Regions from separate parts of the Homo sapiens genome. Here all the other regions are linked to region 3. Evidence: chromatin contacts called from ENCODE Hi-C or POLR2A ChIA-PET data. All regions are on one chromosome and are shown on one strand. Each heading gives the region's core, a stretch centred on a gene start or an enhancer-like site at or near the end of the contact. The rest is flanking DNA. Distances are from core to core; before and after follow the strand shown.

What was found. Hi-C counts contacts between places; a loop is a spot of excess contacts on that map. ChIA-PET counts read pairs that join two places held with the same protein, here RNA polymerase II (POLR2A). Pooled maps may share reads with other maps.
Region 1: a loop to region 3 is called in a pooled map, with 2.8 times the contacts of the local background. The contact joins the enhancer-like site here to the promoter of UGT1A5 in region 3. A Hi-C loop is called at or near these places in 1 of 37 single-sample maps with no recorded cell type and 2 of 50 pooled maps. POLR2A ChIA-PET finds 5 or more read pairs at or near these places in 1 of 52 experiments (HEK293).
Region 2: a pooled map shows a loop between it and region 3 (4-fold over the local background). The contact joins the enhancer-like site here to the promoter of UGT1A5 in region 3. A Hi-C loop is called at or near these places in 2 of 168 maps with a recorded cell type or tissue (IMR-90 and colonic mucosa), 3 of 37 single-sample maps with no recorded cell type and 6 of 50 pooled maps.

Annotation. Positions count from the first base shown.
Region 1 is chr2:233,329,664-233,333,383 of GRCh38, forward strand. SAG (S-antigen visual arrestin) reads left to right here. Exons shown (of 16, transcript NM_000541.5): 10 at 1,977-2,049. Among named protein-coding and RNA genes, the nearest start is that of DGKD, 23 kb to the right of the region's middle. RefSeq lists an enhancer at 1-596. Within about 2 kb of position 2,053, at least 19 of the 41 ENCODE cell types and tissues checked have a DNase peak (open chromatin) inside an H3K27ac peak, as active enhancers do.
Region 2 is chr2:233,269,161-233,272,944 of GRCh38, forward strand. It overlaps ATG16L1 (autophagy related 16 like 1), which reads left to right. Exons shown (of 18, transcript NM_030803.7): 6 at 842-907. Among named protein-coding and RNA genes, the nearest start is that of ATG16L1, 19 kb to the left of the region's middle. Within about 2 kb of position 1,376, at least 6 of the 41 ENCODE cell types and tissues checked have a DNase peak (open chromatin) inside an H3K27ac peak, as active enhancers do.
Region 3 is chr2:233,711,414-233,714,788 of GRCh38, forward strand. It overlaps UGT1A5 (UDP glucuronosyltransferase family 1 member A5), which reads left to right and starts at 1,494. Exons shown (of 5, transcript NM_019078.2): 1 at 1,494-2,445. The coding sequence starts at 1,579. All of the region lies in intron 1 of UGT1A8 (UDP glucuronosyltransferase family 1 member A8), which reads left to right. The region is part of intron 1 of UGT1A10 (UDP glucuronosyltransferase family 1 member A10); the gene reads left to right. All of the region lies in intron 1 of UGT1A9 (UDP glucuronosyltransferase family 1 member A9), which reads left to right. It also overlaps UGT1A7, UGT1A6 and UGT1A. RefSeq lists enhancers at 1,197-1,697, 1,698-2,198.

The DNA.
Region 1 (3,720 bases), core at 803-3,302, 380 kb before region 3:
AGGCCCTTCTGGGTCCTTGGAACTGGCTACTTGTCTCTGCTGTCATAGGCAGCAGGACTGCGGAGGGAGAAAGGCCTTACAAGTTATCTCATTCAACTTCCTGCCCACTTACGGCTGGTTTTTGTCTTGGAACAAAATTCCTGGCAAGTGATCTCTTTCCATGGTTATGCCTTCCTGGAGGGCCCCACAGTGCTCATTGTGGTTGACAGATGCAGCACATTGTTGTGGGTGAGGCCTAATTTGTGGACTCATGCTGTGGGCTCTGTGATCCCAGCTGGCATCCACAGCAGGGGCTCCTTGTCTACCTTCCCAGGCTTTGTGTGGCTTGAAGGAGGTCCCACATGGAAGCGCTTTGTAAATGGTGAAGTGTGACTGTCTCGGCTCAAATGGCCATCATGTCATGGCTGACCTTCCCATATCCTACAGGGGAGGTGCCTTCTGCCTGTTGTTCCCACACATTAACTAAGCTCAAAAAGCATCAAAGCACAGGGGGTCTTATATAATGGTCTTATTTGGCTCTTTCATGAGGAAGACATGATGGAATGACCTGTGAGGGTAACCTCTAAGTTCACTTTTTAACTCAAACATTCAATGACCAAGACAAAGTTAGACTTATGCATCTTGGGGTGACTGTCCCAGGGCCCAGGACTGAGGATGTGGAACTTCCAGTCCTAAAATGGGCTCTCCCGGGCAAGCCAGGGTGAGCAGTGGCCCTAGGTGTCATATACCACTTTTCCCTGTGAGTCATCACAGATGAGGGTCAGAAATCCTGATGCGTGCAGACTAAGGAATTCTAGACTTTTCCCTCCCTCCCTTCCTTCCTTCCTTCCTTCCTTCCTTCCTTCCTTCCTTCCTTCCTTCCTTCCTTCCTTCCTTCCTCCCTTTCTTTCACAGTCTCCCTCTGTCACCCAGGCTGGAGTGCAGTGGTGTGATCTCGGCTCACTGCAACCTCCAGCTCCTGGGTTCAAGCCATTCTCCTGCCTCAGCCTCCCAAGTAGCTGGGATTACAGGCGTGCACCAATTTTGCCTGGCTAATTTTGTATTTTCAGTAGAGATGGGGATTTCGCCATGTTGGCCAGGCTGGTTTCAAACCCCTGACCTCAGGTGATCCATCCGCCTCAGCCTCCCAAAGTGCTGGGATTACCGGTGTGAGCCACTGCACCCGGATAGCTGTTAACTTTTTAAAAACAAAATATTAATTGCTTTCTATAGGCTGGGCACTGTACTGCATGCCTTGCACAAATTGTTTCTTTATCCTCAAACTTTGGCTGAGTGCAGTGGTTCACGCCTGTAATCCCAGTACTTTGGGAGGCCAAGGTGGGAGGATCCCTTGAGCCCAGGAGTTCAAGACCAGCCTGGGCAATATAGGGAGACCCTGCCTTTATTTTTTAAAAAAATCCTCAAGCTTAATTTTAAAGGTGATTAAAAGTCATCTTTTTAATCATCACAACGTCCCTATGAGTTAGATGCAATTATTACCCCCATTTTACTGATGGGGAAACTGAGGCTTAGAATAGATAAATAATTCACCCCACAGTTAGTGGCTAAGCCAAGATTGGCACCCAAACAGCCTGGCTCCAGGCCCACCTTCCTATCCACCACGTTCCACCCACCAACCAGTCCTGTACTGCCTCTAGCTAGTCTCTTGGAGGACAGGAAGGACAATGTTCATGAAGTAAGATGGAGGATGTTAGAAAGGGCTGAGCAGGGGAAAGGAGGGGTCTCCCAGGAGCTGCAGCCTTAGGGGACATGGGTGGGAGTTGATACAGAGCAGGTTATGGGTGACCAGAAATGGCCTGGAGACAGGACTTCAAAACCCCAGCCTTGAAGCTGAGGGCTGAGAAAGCCTAGCCTTGGAAGTGGAGGGAAACCATCATCAGAGAGGAGAGACCAGCGTGTACCCTGGGAGGCCGCAGGGAAAGTGCACGTGTTGGGGGACCAGTGCTGACCACCGGACTCCCGTCTTCCCCTTGCAGTGGAACAGGTGGCCAATGTGGTTCTCTACTCGAGTGATTATTACGTCAAGCCCGTGGCTATGGAGGAAGCGCAGTGAGTAGCTGTTGGGGTTTCCGTTTCCTGGGCGTCTCAGCCTTCTGTGTCAAGTTTCTCGCCGTTTATTGCTGAAGAAGGAACTAGAATGTTCAGCTAGCTCGCCAGCCTTCCACTTCCTTCCTCTTTCTCCCTTCGAGGGCTGCACAGAAAGTTAGCATCTTAGCTCTGCATCTACCACACCCCTCTGTGCCCATCTTACAGGAGTTCTGAGGATTAATGCAAGCCAAAGAATGACGCAGAGGAGAGAAATAAAGACAGAAATGTCACCATGGGATCAGCTGGCTTTTTCTATTTATCCTTGGAATGAATTGTTAGGAATTTGGTACTATTTCCACCTCCCAGAAGATGGTCAAATGAACTGTCAGCCCAGGCTAGGATTCCCTATCTTTTGATCTCAAATTGAAATCTTATACCAGTGACAACTGGATTAGAATATATCTGTTCTTAGCCTGTTGTTGTGAATGACTTTTCCCCTTTGTTAGAATCAAAAACAAATGAGAATCCTGCCATGGTTCCTTTATGCTGGCCTGAGAGACCTGCCCAGCTTTGCTGTGTGCCACAAAGTCAAATAGATTCATTTAATACATGGCTTGGAGTGGGGGGCGATGATCTCCCACCTCCAGCCCCCCGAGAGGATAGCTCGACCAGGTCTTAACTCTTTGCCTTGCTGGCATGTTCTAAGCACCGTTGTATGTAAAAAATATTATCAGGGTTAGAGGAAGGTTAGGGTAGGGGAATGATGAAAGACAACTGATTCCTTAAGATAATATAAGGTAATAGATAGATTTTTTTGAGATGGAGTCTCACTCTGTTGCCCAGGCTGGAGTGCAGTGGTGAGATCTCAGCTCACTGCAACCTCCACCACCCAGGTTCGAGCCATTCTCCTGACTCAGTCTCCCAAGTAGCTGGAATTACAGGAGCCCGCCACCAAGCCCAGCTAATTTTGTATTTTTTTTTTTTTTTGAGACGGAGTTTTGCTCTTGTTGCCCAAGCAGGAGTGCAATGGCGCGATCTTGACTCACTGCAACCTTTGCCTCCTGGGTTCAAGTGATTCTCCTGCCTCAGCCTCCTGAGTAGCTGGGATTACAGGCACACGCCACCACCCCTGGCTAATTTTTTGTATTTTTATTAGAAATGGGGTTTCACCATGTTAGCCAGGCTGGTCTCGAACTCCTGACCTCAGGTGATCTGCCCACCTCGGCCTCCCAAAGTGCTGGGATTACAGGAGTGAGCCACCGTGCCTGGCTGATTTTGTATTTTTAGTAGAGACAGGGTTTCACCTGTTGGCCAGGCTGGTCTCAAACTCCTGACCTCAGGTGATCTGCTTGCCTCAGCCTCCCAAAGTGCTGAAATTACAGGCGTGAGCCACCGCACCTGGCCTATATGGGAATATTTAAAAGGCAACTTTAGGAGAAACTATTACTGTTATTCAAAACAGATTCAAACTGTAGGTCTACAAGGGAGGGAGACAGGAAAGAACCACCACTCACTGCCTCCTTTCTGCCAAGATTGGGCTCTGTTCTGCCTTTAGGGGATCCTCGCACATCCCTGTGCCCTGGAGGGGTCTTGGCCCTGGTTCACCTTTCCTCATGTGCTCAGCAACATGGGAGCAAAGGATCCTGGCTGAGTTTTCCCCTAATATGTATTCCATCACCTGGTCCTCTTTCA
Region 2 (3,784 bases), core at 126-2,625, 440 kb before region 3:
TTAAAGTTACTAATGTTATGTAAACTTTGACATTTCAAGAATCTCACTATACCTCAGTTTCCTCATTTATAAATGGCAATAATGATATTTACCTCAAAAGGTTGTTATAAGGCTTAAATGAGTTAAAGTCTGTAAAGTAATTAACAATGTCAGGTAAGGGGAAGTCCTAAGTAAATCTTCACTGTTAGTAATCAGGCTGTGGGTGTGTTAATGCAGGTTGAGCATCCCATATCCCAAACTCCACAATGCTCCAGAATCTGAAACTTCTTGAGTGCCAACATGACACTCAAAGGAAGTACTCATTGGAGCACTTCAGATTTCCGATTTACCATTAATTTCAACTGAATTTCATATTTAGACCTGGATCCTGTCCTCAAGATTTATATCATGTTTATGCAAAACTTCAAAATCTGAGAAAATTCGAAATCTGAAACACTGGTAGTCCCAAACATTTCGAGTAATGGATGCTCAACCCGTGTAAGACTATTTGCTGCAGAAAACTTAAGTCACAACCATGACTAACCCTCAGTGAGCCTGAGGCATGTGTCTATCCTAAGATACCCTTGGTCCCAGAAGGCAGGCCTCCTCCTTTGCCAGTTCACTGCTTTCTCTAATAATGTGGCCTATCTCTCTTCTAGGCTTTACTCTGAAACCCTTTAAAAGGGGAGCCTTACTGATGTTATGAGTTTGGGCTTGTGACTTTTGAGTATTTTGCTCAGGGTAGTTGTTATTTTACATGCACTGAATGTGTTATTAGAACTGGTGGCTTCTAGAGAGCCCAAACCCCGTGCTTTCTTAAGCAGACATAAATGGTGGGCTTTTTTTTTTTTTTTCCCAACAGGAGGCGGCAAGCCCGGCTGCAGAAAGAGCTTGCAGAAGCAGCAAAGGAACCTCTACCAGTCGAACAGTAAGTAAAGATAAATGAATCAAAACTGTGTTTCTGAAAATTTGGCTCTCTTAAAAGTTTTGTTTTTATTTTTTTTTTTGTTTGGTTTTTTTTGAGACAGGGTCTTGCTCTGTTGCCCAGGCTGGAGTGCAGTGGTGTGATCATAGCTTCTAATGTTTTTATTTCTGTAAAATCATCTTACAGATTTTAGAAAGAAAAATGTTAAAGGAAGAAAATGAAAACATACAGTTCTTCCACCACTCAGAACTAACATCCATATATCATTTTAATTGTATTTTGCTGGCTTCTAATTTCTCACAAATCATGTACTGATACGGCCTTTGACCCTATTTCTGATTACTTACTTGAGATAGATTATTGAAAATAAAATTTGATGGGTCAAAGCTTTTGGAACATCACCAAATAACCTTCCAAAAAGTTTGTGTTCATCAGCTGTGAATGTGAATTCTAACTTCCTGCACTCAGTACCCGTTACTGCCTCACTGTTTCCTGTTGACACTTTGAACGATCAGTTTTCTGCCTCTTAATTGTGCCTGCCATGTAATGCGGTGGGGTTTTTGTTGTTGTTGTTTTGTTTGTTTTTTCCCTCCTTGCTCCCTTTGGTTTGTAACTTAAAGTGGAAACTTAAGCGAAAACTAAGATCTCTTGGAACAAAAGGAATCAAACTAGTTCTGGAGCTTTTCCTAATCTGCCTACAAGTTAAGGTGGGGTATCTTCTCTGAGATTTGAAGCTTTCATAGTGGTAGAAAAGAGTTTCCTTCGCTCTAGGATGTTTCTTTTCTATTGAAATGTGTTTTGGAATATAGTTTTAGAGTTTTGATCCACTATTTTTTAAAATGTTGGTTGCTTCCCTGTAAGTGGAGGGGTTTAAATTCAACTAGGAGTCATTCACCAACTAACGTCTTAATTTACAAAGAAACAAAGGTTCCCATATCATGCCTTTGCTTTAGATATGTAGGGTACGTGTGTGTCTGCACTCTCAGATGTGGAAGATTAATCTCAGTTGTATTTTCCCAAGCCACAAAGTAAATAAATAGTTGACCTGGAAATGAGATTTGGTTTCTTCAGAATAACAGCTTATAAAAGTGTCATTTGCATAACCGGGTTGACTGGGATAATTTAGACAGGTTGAGCATCCTGCCCAAGATCATACAGGAAGGGGCCGAGGTAGGATGCAAACACAGGGCTGTAAAAGCCTGTTATTTTATTTTGTATTTTATTTTATTTTGAGATGGAGTTTCACTCTTGTGGCCCAGGCTGGAGTGCAATGGTGCAATCTCAGCTCACTGCAACCTCCGCCTCCCAGGTTTAAGCGACTCTCCTGCCTCAGCCTCCCAAGTAGCTGGGATTACAGGCATGCGCCACCACGCCCAGCTAATTTTGTATTTTTAGTAGAGATGGGGTTTCTCCATGTTGGTCAGGCTGGTCTCGAACTCCTGACTTCAGGTGATCTGCCCGCCTTGGCCTCCCAAAGTGCTGAAATTACAGGCATGAGCCACCGAGCCCGGCCTAAGGCCTCTCCTTAATCTCTATGCTTCCCTAAGGAGTTTCTGGGTCAGAGGACATACATCTTTGAAAGGTTTTGATAACTTAGCAAATGCTAGTGTTTTCTTGTGGTCCCGGGCCTAAGCACAGTTGCAAGTACTTAAAACCATAAAATTCTATTTTCAACAGGACATTGTCAAAGGCTCAGCTCATATTTGCAGTTCCTGTCTTTGCAGTTCTCCTCTCTTCCTTGTATGGGCACAGGTGACTCTCGCAAACCTAGATCCCTGGGAAAGCCAATCAAGAAAATAAAGCACAGCCTTGTCCTTTTTCTTTCGACCTGCCTTTTATTCCCTTCTACATCCTGGCCAAGAATGTGGTGCAATAATTACACATAGTCCTGGAATAAATAGCTAAGGAAAATAAATTTACTTTGACCAGGTTTAACTTGCTTAGTAACAGGTTCTTAAGTATATATTTACCTAATCCAGATAATTATTTATTGAAAAGGAAAAATCTTTCTGTCAAGTTCTTATGAATCCAAACAGTAGGTGATGAAATCTTGGGTTATTACATTTAATTATCTTCTCCATGAAGGTTGCATCTCAGTAGGAGGTCATTAAGACCAAAATAATTACTTGCCCTCCTCCAAGTAGGAAAGACGTGGCCCAGAAAAATGAGGAAGGGGGATTCCAGAGGTACTTTGCATCCGCTGGGATAAACAGCAACAAAGGGAGCATGTCCTATGACTTGATTATGTCATTTGAAGTGTGATGGGCTCTCCTAATGTCAGAGACACTATGTATTTAAGCATAAAATGCGCAGAGTCAAAAATGCATAGTGTTTAAATTTTGCTTTTCTATTTTTTAAAGTAATATTTGAAACTGGGTTAAGTTGGCTGTTGATTTCATGGCCCATTTAGCCATCCCTTCTTTCCCTGAATTCTCCCTACACTGTTGTTTTATATTCCATAGCTGCTGCCCCTAACTACCCTAGGTACCCCTCAGCCCTTGTGTCATGGGAACTGTGCTTGGTGAGTACTGCAGCCCTTCAACAGTGATGCTGACTGTTGATGGAATGCCCTACTTTGGCACTGGTTATGTGGTTATAGACTCAACAGATCATATTTTATTGCTTCAAGTGGGAACTGTGTTTATACCTAAAAGGATCAAAAGCTCACTTTTAAATTTATTCTCAGTTGAAATTCTGGATTTGATTTGAACAGGTTAAATGTTTATTGTAGTGTTGTTCAGAACATGGCAGCTCTTCCTTTTTCTCCAAAGAATCTTTAACGCATTGCTGTCATAGCCAAGTGGTTTAGGATCTAACTAGAAAATGACATTAGCATTTGCGGAACCGATTAATCACAGAACTGTTCAGGAGAATCAAAGA
Region 3 (3,375 bases), core at 244-2,743:
AGGAGGGTGCTTAGGATGCATACAGTTTTAAGGGGGTTGGAGGAATAGTTCAGAGGCTGAGATGTTGCACCCACAGCTGAGAATCCCTTTCTAGCGCTCTGTGTCCTCACAACTCCCCGGGAATCATCCTCCCCTGGAGAGTTCCCAAAGCCCTTGCAGGCCTGCCTTCTCTGTGCCTTCCTGCCTGCGCCCTCTGGTGGACAGCTCCATTCGCTGCCTGTCCCATGGGTTCTGTCCAAAGGTGGAATCTATTATCAATGTGGATTTCTAATGGGGGTAACTTCCTCCCTAAGGGAAGCCTCAGCTTCACCAGCAATGGCAGACACGGCCAGGCATGTAGACACAGAGGAAGTGAGATAGAAAGTGTGCACAGCCCAGAGAGCCTGCCCACATCATCCTGGGGCGACCAGGACAAGGAGGCGTCAGCAATCTTGCCAAGCACAAGTATGAGTGACTTTCTGGAGCAGGACGAGTCTCATGGGCGTGAGACCATTGTGAGTGCTCAGGGTCTCTCCATTAGAAAGGCACACGTTTAATTCTCCATTTTGAAATTTGAACTAGAGCCCCCACAAATTATTCTGTTCTGGAGGAACCATTCTTATCAGAACTTGGTGCTGGATTGACTTGGAAAAAAGCCTGACCATAATCTTCAGGATGAAATAAAGGCCTGGATGAATGGACACTTCAGTCTCTAAGCAGACTTGCAGAAGACTGGAGCCTTCAGCATTCAGAAGAGGAATTCAGACTGTGCAAGATCTGAGGCCAGGCTCCAGCTCCCCCGGTCCCTTGGTGAGCAGGAGCTCCCTGAACCCACCATGGGTCTTTGCTAGGGTTGTCTTGCACATGTGTGCTTTAGACAGCAGCACCTCTTCTTCCATGGTGTAGATGGAGAATCCTCAACAAAGCCTTTCCAAGAATCTGATCATCACATCTTGAGCTCAGCCTCCCTGCAGCTTTTTTTATATTGACAGCCACTTCAGAGAGAGTCCTCTTTGAGCTTTACAAGAAATATCCTGGTGTGAAAAACGACCAAAACCAGATAGCCAGCCTCCCCACTCCCTGTTTAAAGAAAGCTGGCTTAGCAATGTTGTCTGCATTTTGGATGTGCTGTGTTACCCATATGTGGGAAGAAAGAGTATTAAGAGTTAGCAAATAGGGTCACATCCAGCAGAGACCATATGGTTGGGGACTAGGGCAATGGTGACTCCTCAGACCTCAGCTGCAGCCTGATAAACGTGGTTAAGAGAGAAGTAGGAGACAGTGACATGAAATGGGGGTTCACAGCCTTGTGTTGGGAATTGAATGAGAAACAAGAGCTTGAACTTGGATGTTCCCCAGAGCGAGCGCAAGGTCAGATGAGTTTTTCAAGATAGGAGTGATCGGTCTTTCCCAGGGTGGGGCCCATAATGCAAGACAATTATAGATTAACGGGTAATAAGTAACTGGAGGAGGGCACTCTGTCTTCAATTACATGTTGATTTGCTAGGTGTCTCAGTGACAAGGTAATTAAGACGAAGGAAACAATTCTAGGAGGCACAACGTGGGGTGGACAGTCAGCTGTCGGTGGCTTCTGCTGAGATGGCCACAGGACTCCAGGTTCCCCTGCCGCAGCTGGCCACAGGACTGCTGCTTCTCCTCAGTGTCCAGCCCTGGGCTGAGAGTGGGAAGGTGCTGGTGGTGCCCACTGATGGCAGCCACTGGCTCAGCATGCGGGAGGCCTTGCGGGACCTCCATGCGAGAGGCCACCAGGTGGTGGTCCTCACCCTGGAGGTGAATATGTACATCAAAGAAGAGAACTTTTTCACCCTGACAACGTATGCCATTTCATGGACCCAGGACGAATTTGATCGCCTTTTGCTGGGTCACACTCAATCGTTCTTTGAAACAGAACATCTTCTGATGAAATTTTCTAGAAGAATGGCAATTATGAACAATATGTCTTTGATCATACATAGGTCTTGTGTGGAGCTACTGCATAATGAGGCCCTGATCAGGCACCTGCATGCTACTTCCTTTGATGTGGTTCTAACAGACCCCTTTCACCTCTGCGCGGCGGTGCTGGCTAAGTACCTGTCGATTCCTGCTGTGTTTTTCTTGAGGAACATTCCATGTGATTTAGACTTTAAGGGCACACAGTGTCCAAACCCTTCCTCCTATATTCCTAGATTACTAACGACCAATTCAGACCACATGACATTCCTGCAAAGGGTCAAGAACATGCTCTACCCTCTGGCCCTGTCCTACCTTTGCCATGCTGTTTCTGCTCCTTATGCAAGCCTTGCCTCTGAGCTTTTTCAGAGAGAGGTGTCAGTGGTGGATCTTGTCAGCCATGCATCTGTGTGGCTGTTCCGAGGGGACTTTGTGATGGATTACCCCAGGCCGATCATGCCCAACATGGTCTTCATTGGGGGCATCAACTGTGCCAACGGGAAGCCACTATCTCAGGTCTGTATTGGTGCCTTTATCCAATCAATGTTCCAGGCAAAACACTTTTTAAAAAATGTATTTACTTACAAGTGCTTCCATATCTACTTATCTTTCCAAAGATTTCATTTCTGCTTCTCATTGTTGTAATAGTCTTCAGTGAGATAAACTTTTAAAGGGTCAATGGTAGTGCAGTTCAGGGTTTCAATGGCCACTGAGAGGAAGGAGAGGCAGGGACGAGGATCTGTCAAAGGATGGGCAAGAGTGGTGTGACTCACGGAGACTGTTCGTTTGTAAAAGCACCATCTTCATGGCTGTGGATGTGCTTCAGCTGGGCAGGAGCAGGGACACTACACTGAGAACTGATCCATCCAATCTTGCTGGCAAGATTTTCAGTAGAAAGGAGGAAGGAATAGAAATTTACAATTGTTGACGTGACAATTTTTAGTGGTCCCATCTTGCAAAAGATAGAGAGGTGACCACAGGAGACCTAAGCACTCAGAGGAAGTAGAGGTTTCAAAGAAGTTGACTCAGTTCAGTGGAATTGGGCCAATGTAGGTGCAATGGATGTCTGTGATCAGAGAATGAAACACAGAGTTCAGTTTCCAGAGAGGGAGTGTTGGATTGTAATAGGAGAATGTTTCTTGTGAAGACACTACTTAAAAAAAATTCTTACTAGGTTAACTTCATGGTCTAATACCGAAGTGTCCAATAGAAATATCATGTAAACCACATACATAATTTAAACTTTTCTAGTGGGCATGTTAAACACCAGCAAAAAGAAACCACTAAAATTAATGTGAATAATGCATTTTATTTAACCAGATGTATCCCAAATATTATCCTTTCAACATGTGAACTGTTTAACGTAGCTTTTTTTGTTGTTAAGTCTTCAAAATCTAGCATATATTTGACACTTACAGTATATCTCAATTTGGAATAGCCACATTT